Linked DNA regions of Homo sapiens: region 2 is linked to region 1. The links are chromatin contacts, found by Hi-C or POLR2A ChIA-PET in ENCODE. All regions are on one chromosome and are shown on one strand. The core of a region is the stretch at or near the end of the contact, and the rest is flanking DNA. Distances in the headings are between cores, read along the strand shown. Region 1 holds the start of LOC124909489 (a long non-coding RNA gene). Region 2 overlaps LOC107986081 (a long non-coding RNA gene).

The links. A loop is a pair of places that touch in the nucleus more often than their neighbours do. ChIA-PET counts read pairs that join two places held with the same protein, here RNA polymerase II (POLR2A). Pooled maps may share reads with other maps.
Region 2: a loop to region 1 is called in a map of dorsolateral prefrontal cortex, with 3 times the contacts of the local background. The contact joins two enhancer-like sites. A Hi-C loop is called at or near these places in 7 of 168 maps with a recorded cell type or tissue (A673, B cell, GM12878 and 4 more), 29 of 37 single-sample maps with no recorded cell type and 13 of 50 pooled maps. POLR2A ChIA-PET finds 5 or more read pairs at or near these places in 2 of 52 experiments (GM10248 and H1).

Annotation. Positions count from the first base shown.
Region 1 is chr3:43,992,916-44,000,341 of GRCh38, forward strand. It overlaps LOC124909489 (a long non-coding RNA gene), which reads left to right and starts at 6,417. Exons shown (of 5, transcript XR_007096256.1): 1 at 6,417-6,612. RefSeq lists silencers at 2,311-2,510, 6,144-6,673 and enhancers at 3,641-3,750, 5,624-5,683. Within about 2 kb of position 2,266, at least 3 of the 41 ENCODE cell types and tissues checked have a DNase peak (open chromatin) inside an H3K27ac peak, as active enhancers do; they include dorsolateral prefrontal cortex, where a contact is called at or near this core.
Region 2 is chr3:43,888,156-43,895,733 of GRCh38, forward strand. The region is part of intron 1 of LOC107986081 (a long non-coding RNA gene); the gene reads right to left. Among named protein-coding and RNA genes, the nearest start is that of ABHD5, 200 kb to the left of the region's middle. Within about 2 kb of position 6,121, at least 7 of the 41 ENCODE cell types and tissues checked have a DNase peak (open chromatin) inside an H3K27ac peak, as active enhancers do; they include dorsolateral prefrontal cortex, where a contact is called at or near this core.

The sequences.
Region 1 (7,426 bases), core at 1,016-3,515:
TACTCAGAAAATTCCTAGAAGTGAGAAGCAAATTCAGCATGGTTGAAGTATACAAGATCAACACGAAAACAGACCCACACAAATATGCCTGCTGGAATTTTAAAAAATAAATCTGCAAAAGCAATTCAATGGAGGAAAAAGAACCTTTCCAACAAATGATGCTATAACAATTGGGTATCCACAGGCAAAAACTGTACCTCAACCTAAACTTCACATCTCAGAAACAAATTAACTGAAAATGGATCACAGATACAATGTAAAATGTAAAACTAAACTCACTTTTAAAATTAAAGAAAATCTTCCAGATTTAGGGCTGGGCGAAAGTTCTTACACTTGACACCAAAAGCAAGATCCATAAAATGAAAGATTGGTAAATTGAGTCTCCTCAAAATTGGAAAGTTTTCCTCTGCAAAAGCCCATGTGAAGAGAATGAAAAGACAAGCTAGAGACTGGAACAAAATATTTGCAAACCATGTATCTCACAAAGGACTTTTCCTAGAATATATAAAGAACTCTTCAAAATGCCACAGTAAAAAATAAAAACAAACCTCTAATTAGAATATGGGCAAAACATGGGAACAGACATTCCATGAGAAAAGAAATAAAGAAAAAGAAAAGGGTATACAGATGGCAAATCAGCACATAAAAAGATGCTCACTATCATTACCTTAGCCACCAGAAAAATGCAATTTAAAACCACAATGAGATATTACTTACCTATCCGAATGACTAAAATAAAAAAACAGTGACACCACCAAATGCTGCCAAGTGTGAAGAAAAAAATTGATCACACCTACATTGCTGCTGGGATTGTAAAATGGCACAGGCAATCTGGAAAAGAGTATGGTAGTTCTTACAAAACTAAACGTGTGCTTACCACATAACCCAGCAATTGCCCTCTTGAGCGTTTATCCCAGAGAAAACTTATGTTCCCACAGAAACCTGTACATGAATGTTCACAGCAGCTTTATTTGCAACGGCCAAAATCTGGAAACAACCCTGCAATAAGTCCTTCAATGAGAGAATGGTTAAATAATCTACCGTCGTGGTACCTCCATCCCATGAATACTACCCACTAATAAAAAAGAATCATCTATTGATAATACATAATAATTGGATACATTTCAGGGGAATTATGCTGAGTCAATAAAGACAATCCGAAAATACTACATTATTGTATAATTTCATCTGTACAACATTCTTGAAACGACAAAATTGGAAAAAATTGAAAGTAGATTAGTAGTAGTCAGGGATCGCCACTCACCCTCCAGGTAGGTGTGGTTATAAAAGGCAAAAAGAGGGATCCTGTGATAAGTTCGGTTCTGCATCTTGACTGTGGTGGTAGTTGAATTTACACATGTGATAAAATTGTATAGAATTATTTACACACACACAGAGGTTGAAGGAGAGAGAAATGAGTACAAGTAAAACGGGAAATCTCAGTAAGATGGGTGGGGTTATACCAGTGCTAGTATCCTGGTTGTGATATTGCACCATAGTTTTGGGAATTTTTACCACTGGGGGAAACTGGGTAAAGGGTGGGTGCACAGGATCTCTCTGTATTATTATTATTTTTTACAACTGCACGTGAATCTATGATTATCTCGAAACATTTAAATATGTATTTTTTAATGTGTGAATACTACTGGGCTATATATTTTTAAAAAATAAAGTACAATCGTCTTAAGAACGCAAAGGCCAAGGGGCAGAAGGCTATTTCTTAAATTTTAAGAAACCACCTAGTTCACAGGTGCCACCTCCTCACTTTGCTGTCAGCGACGTGATGTGCTCTGCAGTGCTGGAATTGAGAGTTCAAGAGAGAGATACCGGTCCTGGCCTCTCGGTGTTCAGGTGTGTGTATAGGTGGGCGTTGGTGTGAGAACGAGCGAGAGAAAGCGGGAGCAAGAGCGAGAGCTATGCCTCCCTTAGTGTCAGGGAGGGTGGCCGGCTGATGAAGGTGCTGTGCAGAAAGCCGGGGAAGGGCTTAAAGAGGGTGCTGGCGCCTCGGGAACGCCCTCCCGCTGCACCCTACAGGAGGTCGTGGGCGGTGGCTTAACAGCCCCAGTGCAGAGCTTGAACCCCACCGTCCAGAAGGAAAGGTGAGTGGGGGACCCGGGCGGGAGGTGAGGCCTGCCGGCAGCGGCCCTCAGGCGTGCTGGGCAGCACGGCTAGCAGAGGCGGCGCCTGGTCTTGGATGCTGCAGCGGAGACGCCAAGGAGACTGAATGCAGGGAGCGAGGCGTAGCGGCCGCGGAGGGTGGGGCCGCCCGGAAATCCAGGCGGCGCCAGCCTTGTAGCATCTGCAGGCCGGGGGCGCGCACACGAGGGGCACGTGGGTGTGGAGGAACCGGCGCGGCGGGGCCTCCTTCCTGCAGCGCCGCGGCGGTCGAGTGCCCGTGCTGGAGGAACGGCGAGTGGGGTGCCTGCCCCGCGCAGGCGGTACCCGCCGCCCCAGCTCCGCACACAGCAGGCACGGCCAGGGACCGGGACCGTGGCCCAGCGCCTGGAGGCGCTCTCCACGCGCATCTTTCCCGATGCCGGGGCGGGAAGCCGAGTGGCTTTGTCCGGAGATGCCAGGGGATGTGGGCAGGGGACGAAGAGGTTTCCCAACTGGCCAAACCCTGGCTTGAGGAAAGACTGAGGTGGTCATTGACCCGTGGGAGCGCCCTGGGGCTTCGAGGGAACGGCAGCCGAGCCCGGGAGACTGGTGTTGGGTACCCGCGGGGGCCGGCGGGTTCCACGTGGGTGGACCCCGAGCTGAGGGCAGGGTAGGGTCGCGGATCGCTGACCTATGAGCTCCCCTACTCCCGCACAAGGACACCTGCACATGGACCCGGGCTTCCACCCGCTTCTGGCTGGGTTGGCGCCGGGAGCGCGCAGGGGAGGGACGGCGGCGGAGTGCGGGGTTTGGCGGGTGAGGTGGGTGAGGTGTGGCCGCGGGGGAGGGGGCGAAGGCACTAGAAGGCTGCGGTCGCGCTGTCGCTGCTGTTCCCACCGTCGGCGCGGGGCGCGGAGGGGGCGAAGAGGTGCCTGCCAGTCGCACTGCGGTCTAGGGGTGAAAGGAAAAGGGTCCATGTAAAGGAGAAAGGGCAGGCAGAGACTCTTGCTGGTGCCAGCAGGCACGGAAGGATGTGGCCGCGGGGACTTGGAGTTTAGAGGGCAACGCTGGGTGTCATAATGCCGGAGATGACCCCGGGTGCAGAGGCGATTCCAGTTGGGTAGAGCTACAGAGAACGTGGCCCGAGAAGGGGAGCTTCCTTAAATTAGACATATCCTGTGTTGTCCTAAACCTAGCATTTACCCTCTCCCACCCCGCTCCCACAACCTCCAGGGTCCTAGCGGAGTCATTTAAGCGCTCAGTACTACCAGCTTCATTTTAGGTAAAAATCAAGACTAATTCTGCACTTTATTAACCTCCTCGTACCCAAGTCACCACGGGGCAGCTTTTCACAGCCCTAAGGCGTGGTCACTTCAAGCCCACAGCGAGTTGCTCGTGTCCTCGGCTTCTGCTCCGCAAATCTCGGACGATGCCACCGGAGGACGCTGAAGGCAAAGGCTGGTGGGGCCAGGCGCCGGCGAGACTGCCGCGCTAGCACAGCTTCCGCGGGAGCCGAGTGCTGACGGGCCTCGCGACCCCCTCCCGAGGGCAAACGGCTCGGCCCTCCAGGGACACTTGGTCAGTGTCACTCTCTCCCTACCGGGTGTCGCGCATTTTCTCAACAGAACGTGACCCCGTAGACGGATGAACTCGGAATCGGCAAAACCCGCCTGCCCTTGTCTAGTCTCTCTGCCCCACCACACCACTGCCCTTCACTGCGGACTGCGCCGTGTGCGCTCCGGGACCGCCCCTGCACCTTTGCCCACAGCTTCCCATTACCAAGGCAGCCGGAGGAAGACCTTTCCGAGTTACCTGTCTCACGTCAGCAGCCACACCGAGGCGGTCCCCCTCGCACCACTCCCCAAGTGCAGAGCCCCTGAAAGTCCGAGGCTCCTGTGCCACGCACCCTCCCCCCTGCGGGGCGACCCCGCGTATGCGTGTGTGTGTCACGCGTTTAATCGCACAGAGTAATTCCCAGACGTGCAAGACAAAGCATTTCAAGCAAAGATGGTCCAGAGTTCAAATTGGAAAGCACATCTCGAGGCGCTGAATCTGTTCTCGCCGTCTGCCTCGGTCTCTGGGGCGTCGCATCCAGGAGAAGGGTTTTAACTCCCTGCCAGATCCGCTCGGAATTAGCTCTTCTGGCGGTGCAGCAACAAGTGGCCCCGCCGCCTCCCTTGTGCACTCGGAGGGACTACATCCTCCTCCTCTCCCAGCCCCTAGTCCAAACGGGAGTAGGTAATGGCGGGGAAAGGGGGAGGTGACGAGAGCGGGGAGAAGGAAGTACATATTTTTTAATTGTGAAATTGTCTGTCTGCGTGCTGTGCTCTGGGATTCTCTTGTCTCAATCAACTTCAATTTTAACGTGGCCGTAACGTTAAGATTAAGACCTAGAAATGAAAACGTACCCACCTTTCTTATTACAAAGGTCGTTTGTTGTTGTTGTTTTTTTAAAACACCAAGTAACCCCCCCCCCCCCCCCCCACGGACTTATACTTTGTTTATGAGATTTCTCCAACCTTGGTGGTTTGGAGAAATGAGGTGGGGGAGGGGAGGACCAAGGGCAGCAAGACGTCCACTACGAAAATAAGATACTTACTAATTTAATAGGGCCGTTCCTTTTTACATAAGATGCTCCCCCACCCCCCACCAATTTACAATAGGTAAACTTTGAGCTTCCTCAAAGTTTCGCTATCTAGCGTTTATGCCCGAAGCTTTACGAATAAACTCCCTTTCCAGGTAAACCTGCCCAACCCTTGTCCTATGCCCAGCGAAGCCCAGGTACGATGGGTCAAGGACCCCTGGCTTCCACATTGTCTGAGTCACGTTCCAGTTGGAAAGGCCATCTTGGGCGAGGGACGTGTTGCCCGACTGGTCTAAATAAGGAAAGAAAGTGGAGTACCAAAGAATCAAGGGCCTCTGTTCCTCCCCATCCCGCCACCACCACCACCGGTCCCCGGGCTCTGCTGAGCGCTGCGGCGGTCTTGGCTGAAAACTGCGTCCCCGCCCAAATCGAGCGCAAAACTCCCTTGGACAGAAGTTTGAAAGAATCCAGTGTAGAAACAGACTTCTCCGTCCAATTTGGTTTTAATCAGTAATCATATAAGTATACCCACATAACCACCTAAGTGGAGAGCAGACGCCCAGATTCACGGTCCCCACGTGTTGCTGGAGTTGGCGCAGACGCGTGTGCGGGCATAGCGGCGGACGTGACACCGCATTTTCTCCGAATTCCTGCCATCTAGGGTGGTGCCGCCCCAAGAGGGGGCCGTGGGGAGGTGGGGTAATAGGCTGCGCAATCCACTTGCTCTGGGGGAGCTTAGGGTTCAGAGCAGAGCGCAACTCCGGGGGGCTGTCGCACAGCCCCATTCTCCCACACCAGAAGAGCAATGCTCCTTATGGATGATTAATAGCCGGGCTTCTCCTGACCATGCGGCGCGTCCCTGCCGGCACCACTTAGTTGTTTTAATTTGACCTTTATTAGCAACGTGCTCCCAGAGGCTGCGAGTTGGATTCGCACCACGATAACGGCCCTCTCCCCTTCCACCCGGCCGGCTTCCTGGGAAGGATCGGGGACTGCAGCTCCCGCGACGCCTCCTCCTCCTGCGCAGGGAGCAGGCCTGAGTTCCTCCACGTAATGACCTGGGAGACCTCAGGCATCCCGGGGCCTGGTCGGAGGGTCTTCGGGCCCTGGAGCTGGGCGGTGTCTGCAGTGCACCGCCGTGAGTTTCTCTCGGGTACAATGTGCTGGTGTGCAGAGAGGAGGAAAGGAAAAAAAAAAAACCCAACACCACTCTTAAGTGGCACTGGCATCTATGAAGTGGCAGTGGTCTACACTGAGCGTGCCCTTGCCTGGAGGTGTAGGGGGCGGTTACTGCAGCCGAGGGGAGGGTACTGCGGCCAAGGGCAGGGCGAGAGGACAGTCAAGGCCGGCTGGCCGCGTGGGAGCCTTTCCTCTCCGGGTTCAGCGGCCGGAATCACCAGCACTGCGGCTAAAGGGGCTGGTAGGCTCTCCTGCACCCCGCGTGCTCCTCCGCCTTCTCTGTGTCCCCCGGCTTTTCCAGGAGGAAGATGGGGTGCCCATCGCGAATGGGGCGCGCCGGGCCGCCTGGCCGGGCGGTCACGTGTCCCCCCTCCCCCGCCACTGCGGCGGGAGTTCCAATCAGAGCGCGCCAGGGGGCTCCTCCCGGGCAGGAACCACCCGGCTCGGCGGCGGAGGGTGGGCCGCCGTCACCTGACCGCCCGCCCCCGCCCCCCGCGAGTAAGGGGCGGTGGTAGCGTCTGCTCGGTTACAAATGGCCCCTCCCGCCCGGCTCGCCCGCTCGCTCGGGCTCGGCGCGGACCCGCCTGGGCGTGCTCCTCCCGCCGGCTCCAGGCGTCCCACCGCCCTGCCCGGCGCCAGCCCGCGGTCCCAGCCACTCCTGAGGGCGCGCCGGGCACCCAGCGCGTAGGCTCGCCCACGGAGGTCGACACGGAAGTCTGGACCGCCGAGGCGTGTGGCTCGTCTACCGGCAGGTGAGCGTGCACCGCGGGCGTGGGATGCTGTGGGGACAGTGCGGGGGACGTGTGGGGTCTTCGGATGCGAACGCGAGTCCGTGCGATGCCCAGGTCAAGTTTGCAGAGAGAGTCTGCGGTGTCTGTCTCCTTGGCCTCCTCTTGATGCTCCTGCGGGTTGGGGGCTCGGACCAAAGCTTCTATTTGGGGGAAGGGCTTCAGGACATTCTTGCCTTGAGATACTTGACAAAGGTTGAAAAGACACATCAGGTGGGAGCTTGTAGCTGCTGCTGATGGGGTGAGACAGGTGCAGTCGAGTGTGCACGCATATGTGTGTGGCTCCTGGGTAAGGGTCAGCTCGAGATGGGGAGAAGCCTCTGCGACGGGTCATTCTGTCCCCAAGAGCCACTTAGATTCCGGAGAGTGAAATTGAGCCGCTCTGAGGTGGTCACTAGATGTTATGGCAGCAAACCAGTGACCCCCAGTATTTCTGATATGACCCTGTAGTAGAAGGAGTGCAGATGGTTCAGTACAGAGTGTGTGAGGTTTTAAGGCACCCAGAAAAGATTCCTTTTACCTTATAACTTCTTGACAGAAATTAGTATTAAAAGTGCTGAATCATGCAAAAAGATTAGGAAAATAATTTACTTAATGTTTTGGTAAAGTTTTCCAAAGCTAATAATATCTGCATTTTTGGATCAATGCTTTAAATTTAAGATGTAGGCACTAGGTATTTAAAATCATATTTTAAGACTGTGCCCTTGGCTTTATGACTATCAGTTGCTTTTCTTTCTTTATGATTAGTTGTATCCATTCATTACTTCTTACCACTTTC
Region 2 (7,578 bases), core at 4,871-7,370, 100 kb before region 1:
TGATTAATGCCACTCTGAAATTTCTCAAAAGAAGACATGCAAATGGCAAACAGGTATACGAAAAGGTGTTCAATATCATTGATCATTGGAGAAATGCAAATCAAAACTACAATGAGATATTATCTCATACCAGCTAAAATAGCTTTTATCCAAAAGTTAGGCAATAACAAATGCTAGCGAGGATGTGGAGAAAAGGAAGCCCTCATACATTGTTGGCAAGAATGTAAATTAGTACAACCACTACGGAGAAGAGCTTGGAGGTTCCTCAAAAAACTAAAAATAGAGTTACCATATGATCCAGCAATCTCACTCTTAGGTATATACCCAAAAGAAAGGAGATCAGTATATCAAAGAGCTATCTGTCTCATGTTTATTGCAGTACTATTCACAATAGTCAATATCTGGAAGCAAACCAAGTGTCTATCAACAGATGAATGGATAAAGAAAATGTGGTACATATACACAGTGGAGTGCCATTCAGCCATAAAAAAAAAAAAAAGAACGAGATCCTGTCATTTACAACAACATGGATGAAACTGGAGGTCATTATGTTAAGTGAAATAAACCAGGCACAGAAAGACAAACGTCTCATGTTCTTACTTATTTGTGGGAGCTAAAAATTAAAATAATTGAACTCGTGGAGATAGAGAGTAGAAGGATGGTTACCAGAGACTGGGAAAGGTATGGGAGGGAGAGTGGGGATGGTTAAGGGGTATAAAAAATAGTTGGAAAGAATGAATAAGACCTAGTATTTGACAGCACAACAGGGTGACTATAGTCAAACATAATTTAATTGTACATTTTAAAATAACTAAGAGTATGAGTGGATTATTTGTAACACAAAGGAAAAATGCTTGAGGTGATGGATCCCCCATTCTCCATGATGTGATTATTATGCATTGCATGCCTGTATCAAAATATCTCATGTGACCCATAAATATATACACCTACCATGTACCCACAAAAATAAAAATAAAATAAAAAATAAAGATACAGGAAAAGAAGAAAACATTCATTATGCTGAGCACTTTTTGGGCCTGTTCAGTCTAGTAAATCATATACTTTTGTTCTGAAATATTTCAGAATATTGTTCTCTTCGATAATTTTCTCTCTTCCATTTTCTTTATTTTCTCTGGAGTATTGGGCCTCTAATATGAATCTAATGTTTTTTACCACACTTTTTGAGACTTTACCCACTTTAGCCCCATCCTTTTTATTGCATTTTATTTCTGTTTTTGTGTTCTTTTCATTTTCAACACCTCTACCGTCCCCTAAATAGTCTTGTCTTATGGATGCAGGGCCTTCGCTCCCTTCAAGGGTGGAGCAACATGATCTCTGTTTACTCTAATTTCCTTTTCTCCTCTTGTTTTGATATTTGCTTTCCATGGTGAAGATTTTCCTTGTAATCATTGCCTTTTCATTTATATTAGGAAGGTGGCATCCAAGGTTGGCTGGAAGCTCATTAAGTAGAATGAGCTTGCCAATAGGGTCTTTGCTGAGGATGATCAGGCAGGGGACCTGCTGCTGTTCCTTTGGAAGATTCCGCCAAAATTCAGTATTTCTGCTCTTTCCTCTGGTTTCTGGCCTGGGGAATCTAATGCATTCTGGGAGCCTACTGGGGAAATAGGACTGAAGTGGGGGTAAAGCTGCAAAATTTCGTTTAACCTTGTTTCTGTCCAGGGCCTCACCTCTACCCCAGCTGTGCCTGGCAACTCTGGGTTGGAAGCCAGCCTGGATCAGTTTCTTCGGAGGGTAAAACTTCAGGCTTCTGCTGGGGCAAGGAAGGCCTTGAGCTCAGGTTGTGTTGGGCAGGGATTTAACGACTCTTCACACAGACGTATCAAACCTTCTTCCTTCAGCTCCTCCAATTACCCCAACTTTCAGAGGTTCCTGGTCCTTCAATTCTTGAGTGTTTATAAGTGTCTGCAGCATGAATGGACTTGTTTCTTGTTGCCATTCCCATCTGCAGGCTTCCGACAGCGGAGAAAGTTGAGTGTTAATTAGGTTTTATTCCTTCTGTTAGTCCTCATGGTGCATATATTCTTATTACTTGAATACAAGTCCTGGTAAGTAGGTTCCCTGCATTCTGTTGGACCTGTTCTCACAACCCTAGGATGTAGGTACTATTATTAACCCCAAGTAGAGAGGAGGAAATGGAGTTTGAAAGTGGTAGGTAATCTATGTTAGGGCACACTGCCGTGGTTTGAACCCAGGGAGCTTGACCACCCTTTCCCTGACCACCATGTTAGGCAGTCTCATGGGGTTGCAAAACCAGAAGATGGGGGTCAAGGTGCTAGAGAAGAGTGATCCTGGAAGCTCCTCTGATTGTCTGCTATTGGCTTAAATCCTCTATTGAGTCTCATGGTGAAAATTTGTTACACAGAAGTTTTTGAGAACGCAGAGCACTACTATTGTAGGCGAGCTTTGATTCCCAAGCAGCACAGACTTTGTGGCCAGGCCAGGCACCTCACAAGGTGTCTGAGCTTAGACATGACCTGAAGAAGAAAGCGTTCTGAAATCAGGGGTTTTCAAATATACCACATATTAGAATCACCTGGGGAGCCTTTCACAATCCAGATGTTTGGGAGCCCTGCCTCCCCAAATCAATTAAATTAGAATCCTTAGGAATGGGACTTTGGAATCTATATTTTGTAAAGCTTCCCAAGTGATTCCAATGTGCAGCCAAGTTTAGAACCGGGACTGCAGACCAGCAGTTTGCAAACTGTAATACGCACCTGAATTATCTGAGAATCTTGTTGCAATGCAGATTCTGATTCACTAGGTACTATGGTCTGAATGTTGATGTCCTCCCAAAAGTCACATATTGGAACTTAGTCTCCAATGTTATGGTATTGAGAGGTGGGGCCTTCAGGAGGTGATTTGGTCAAGAGGATAGGGCCCTCATGAATGGGATTAGTGCCCTTATAAAAGAGGCTTGAGGGAGCCCTTTGCCTCTTCCACCACGTGAGGACACAGCAAGAAGGTACCGTCCATGAGGAATGGGCCCTCACTGAACGAGACACTGAATTTGCCAGCACCTTGATCTTGGACTTTCCGGCCTCCAGGACCGTCAGCAATAAGTTTCTGTTGTTTATAAATTACCTAGTGTAAGGTATTTTGTTATAACAGCCTGAACAGACTAAGTCACTAGGTCTATCCAGCTCCCAGGTGATGCTGCAGGTCCACGACCGCACTGCAGATAAAACGGGCAGGAAGTTATTTCCTCGGAGGCAGCATCTAAGGTTGGCATTGAGGTGTGAATTTCAAGTTAACGGTTAAATTTTTTTTTTCATAATTACTATAAAAATTCATGTATTGCAAAAAGGGATATAAATTCTATAACAGAGTTCATCTAAAAAATGTAAGGAGAATATTCATTAGCAAAGGCTTTATGCTTTTAAAAAGTAGATGTTACTGAAGATTTCATAAGAGAGGTGATGCTGGTTTCCACCTCACGTTAAGTTTATAACCCAAACAACCAGCTGAGAGCCCCAGGCATCCCCAGCCTCAGGACATCCAGGGGCCACTGCACCTCTCTGTGGCTTTATGTCCACTCAGCTCTTCCAGCCACTTTTTCCTGCTGAGTCCCCTTCAAGAGCAACACAAAATACCTCCCCTTGAATAAAAAAAGAATAACCTACTCTCTCCCTTAGAAGCACCACCTTGATGTTCCAAACACAGATCAATGCCTGTTCTCAAACAAAAGCAGTACTGTTTCTTAAAGGAACTGTGATAAGTTAAATATTCCTACTTCATTAGACCATGAGAAGAAATCTAGGTTTACAAAAATAATTACGTTTTTGTGTGTTTCTATATGATGGCTAAAGAATTCTAGATGGACCCCAAGGGGTCCAAACATTCAGGGAATTTCTAGGGCTATAAAATAACCTGTATTTATTTATCTCACTTTTCTCCCATCCCCGCCTGGCTTCTCAAATTCTCTTTGCTTTTCTCCACCAGCAGACACGGGTATCACATATCAGAGAGAAAGAATAGTTCCAGAGGAAATCTGTATTGTCCTTATTTCATAAATTGGGTTTAATAATTCATCTAAAAGAGAATTTTTAGCAACACGGTTTGCATAGAAAAAGAGAACATGCCTTCCCTAAATAGACATCTGTTACTCTTGCTGCAACGCTGAGTGGGGAGAAAAAAGGCCAGTCGGGTCCAAGTGCATCTTTCAGATTCACTAAGGACATCATGGTCTCCAGTCCCTTAGGCAAAAGTGATTTTAGAGCACGCTGTGCAAGGAAAGGAATTTAAACCACACCTGAAAAGTCTCCTCTTTGTCACTGCAGAAATTTACCTAGAGGTCATTGTGACAAACATGCCTATTCCTAAAACATCTGCAGATTATATGTCCGTTCATTTCCTGGTCATAAAATGCCACCTGCCTAGACCCCCCACTGTTGCCTCAAATATCAAACCAATGTTGTCTTGTGGGGCAGACGGTGGCAGGTTTGGGGTCTGCAGGTCTCCACATGCACACACAAAGCTGTTTAGAACGTCAAGAAAATCAGTCATTCACACAGCTGCGCTGCTCATGCGTGACAGGCTGACTTTAAATATTTGTCACTCCAACTAGCTGACATAGGGGGAGGGGAAGCTGGTAGAATGAAAGGGGAAGAAAATTAACAGAAACCCTAATTGCCCAGGTTTGCTGCCTTGAATATTTCTGCAGTAGCTCTGCGGCAAGCAGCACCATCAACGTTTTCAGACCTGACAATGGGAAAGTTGCCACGGAGTCAAAGACCCAGCCAAAGAGGCAATTAATACCTCCTTTTTTATTTTAGAGACATCATCTATCTCTCTGCCCTGAAAAAAAAAAATGGCTTGAGAATTCTTTCCTAGTTCCTTTTTCCAAAGTGCCCTTATTTTACCACGTCCTTTGCTGAGTCTTGTGCAGTCCTGGGAGCATCTGAATAAACTGAATTTCCCAAATGTTTCAAGTATCTGCAATCATATAAAGTCTTTCTCTTGAAACTTGGCACAGTCTAATGAAATAACTGAGGTATTTTTTTTGAAGGCTGTATTTTGTTTATTAAGAAAGATTGCCTGGAGCAATAACACCCAGAATTGAGAAAGAAAACGGGCACACTTATTCTACTTGGAGGTGAGTGTACTGAGCCCACCCTTCTAGATAATAGTTTGACCCCTTTAAAAGTGTGATGATCTTTGACCTGGCAATCCCATTTGTCCCAAGGAAATAGTGTGTATAAAAAATTGCTGCATTCTGGTGTCCATCATTTATAATAGCAAAAGTTGGGGAGCAACTGAAAAGTCAAAAAATAAGGCTAGTGACAAGTTAAGTCATGGCAAATTTGTATAATGAAATACGGTGTAGTCATTAAAAACATTTGTAGTAGAATATTTGATATGGGGAAATGTTCGTGATGCATTATTAAATATAAAAATTATAAAACACCATGTACATTATGATACTGTTTTAAATTTCTTTTAATCAATTTTGTGATAGTATATGCTTAGAAAAAAATCACTAGATTTTCAACAACGTATAGTATTATGGGGTGGAGAGCTGAGATTATGGGGAACTTTTAGTTTCTTCTTTGTCCTTTCCTGTATTTTCCTACTATAATGCATCACTTAAAGTCAGGGAAAAAAAATCAGAAGTGTGATCAAAGCTTATGTTTTGTCACATTTAAAAGATGCTACGAATCAGTTTAACATGCCAGTGCCCTTTATTTGATAAAGTACCATGTGTGAGATCCCACTTTGCCACGCCAAAGTCAATGACTCTGATGTTTTCCGTGCCGCTGAGTCACACGGTAGGCTACCTCTGGGTTTTCGATGAACTGAACTGTTATTTCAGAGGGAGGGAGGCGAAAAGGATTCATTATTCAATGCGTTTCAAACCGGAGTCCAGGGGGGCGGGGGGGGGCGGGCCTGCGTTTAAAAAATAACGCGTAATGGAGTTAAGATGCAGATTCTGGAGCCAGACTGTCTGAGTTCAAAGGCTCCTAATAGCTGGGCTCCTTAACCTCTCTGTGCCTCACTTCCTCGTCCGGAAATTGAAGCTAATAAGAGCACTGACTTCCCTGGGCGGCGGTTGAAGGCTACCTGTGTGGATCTGGGCACAGCGAAGAGCGGAGCCTTAACAGGGTGAGCACGCCGGTTGCGCGCTCTCCAGAGCAGCCCAGCATCTCCCGCCAGCCTCGCTGCCCGCTCCGCCCCGGCGCAGGGGCCCCAAGCCCACAGGCAACGCCAGCGCGCTCCCAACCGCTGGAGACAGAAACAATGTGCGCGCGCACACGGCCCACGTGCACGCGCGCACGCCCACGCGGCATACAGGCGCGCACGTGCACACGCGCGCCTGCACAGCTCTGCGGCTCTGCTCCGGCCCCACAGGCCCATCTTAAAGTGTTTCGTGCTCTAACTTACCAAACACGTGGCAGCCGGCAGAACGAAAAGGAAAATAAATGAACTGCGACGAAATAAAGCAGGCCTTTCCGCAGTCGGCCACGTCCAACAGCCACTTGGTTCCTAGCGCTTTCTCGTTACCCGGCTTGGGCAAAGCCAGGGAAGAAGGGGATAGGACATAGGGATGGGTTAACAAAGCGGGAGCAACAGACCAAAGTAACCTCCTTGTATTGCCCCCCACCCCTCATCCCCTGGGGACACCGGCCTGGCTCCCGTGGGACCAGCATCGCCATCCCTGTCCCCTGTACGAGACTCTCCGCTGGGCCGAGGGCCGGGCTTGTGTTTGGGAAGGTGGGTGCCAGGGCCCGTGCTCAGCGACCTTCCAGAGCAACTGCATCAAATGATGCTGGCTTTCTTCCCAGCCAGTCCCCAGCCACACCCATAGGGGACAGCAGTGGCAGCCCGGGACTCTATTTCCTGCCTACCCCTGGACAGGAAAGCCACCCGCAGGCGCCTTCACCTTGGTCCACGTCTCACTCGGATGATTCAACAAGGCTCTTTGGGAAAAAAAATTGAATTCGCCATTGAGAACACACATAAGAAACCAATAATCATTTTTGGTTTTTATGATGGAAACAGGCACAAAAATCACAATTTTATATAGGTTCAAGACTGCTTCCTCTCAGCAGCCCAGAGCTCTTTAAAGTAAAAATAAAAATAATCTTTCAGGTTTTTTTCTTGTGTATCTTATGGAATGTATATTAAAGTCCTGAATGCTAAAACTCCATTGAAATTTTATTTGGTTGGTGCAAAAGTAATTGCAGTTTTTGCCTTTTTTTAAAAAATTAAATTACTTCTGCACCAACCTAAGTAGTCTTCATTATCAAGTGAATTTCACCAACTGAACAGACTTTGAAAGAAATAGACACAAAAGGAAAAATCAGCAAACACGAATATTAAAAGTCTACTATTTAGTAGCTACTGATCCTGTTTGAAATCAATTCCTCTCTTTTTCTTCATACTGTCTCCTGGCCTCCCATATACTAGAGTTTTATAGACAACGTGGTCGCCCTCTGGAGCTGATTTGACCCCACTCCTCTTTTGGCAAAATTTTTATTTGCATTTCCCTTGTGCTCCCAACAGGTCTGTATATTAACAACATGCCTCGTTTTTGGCACAACAGCCTCATTAATTATGTCA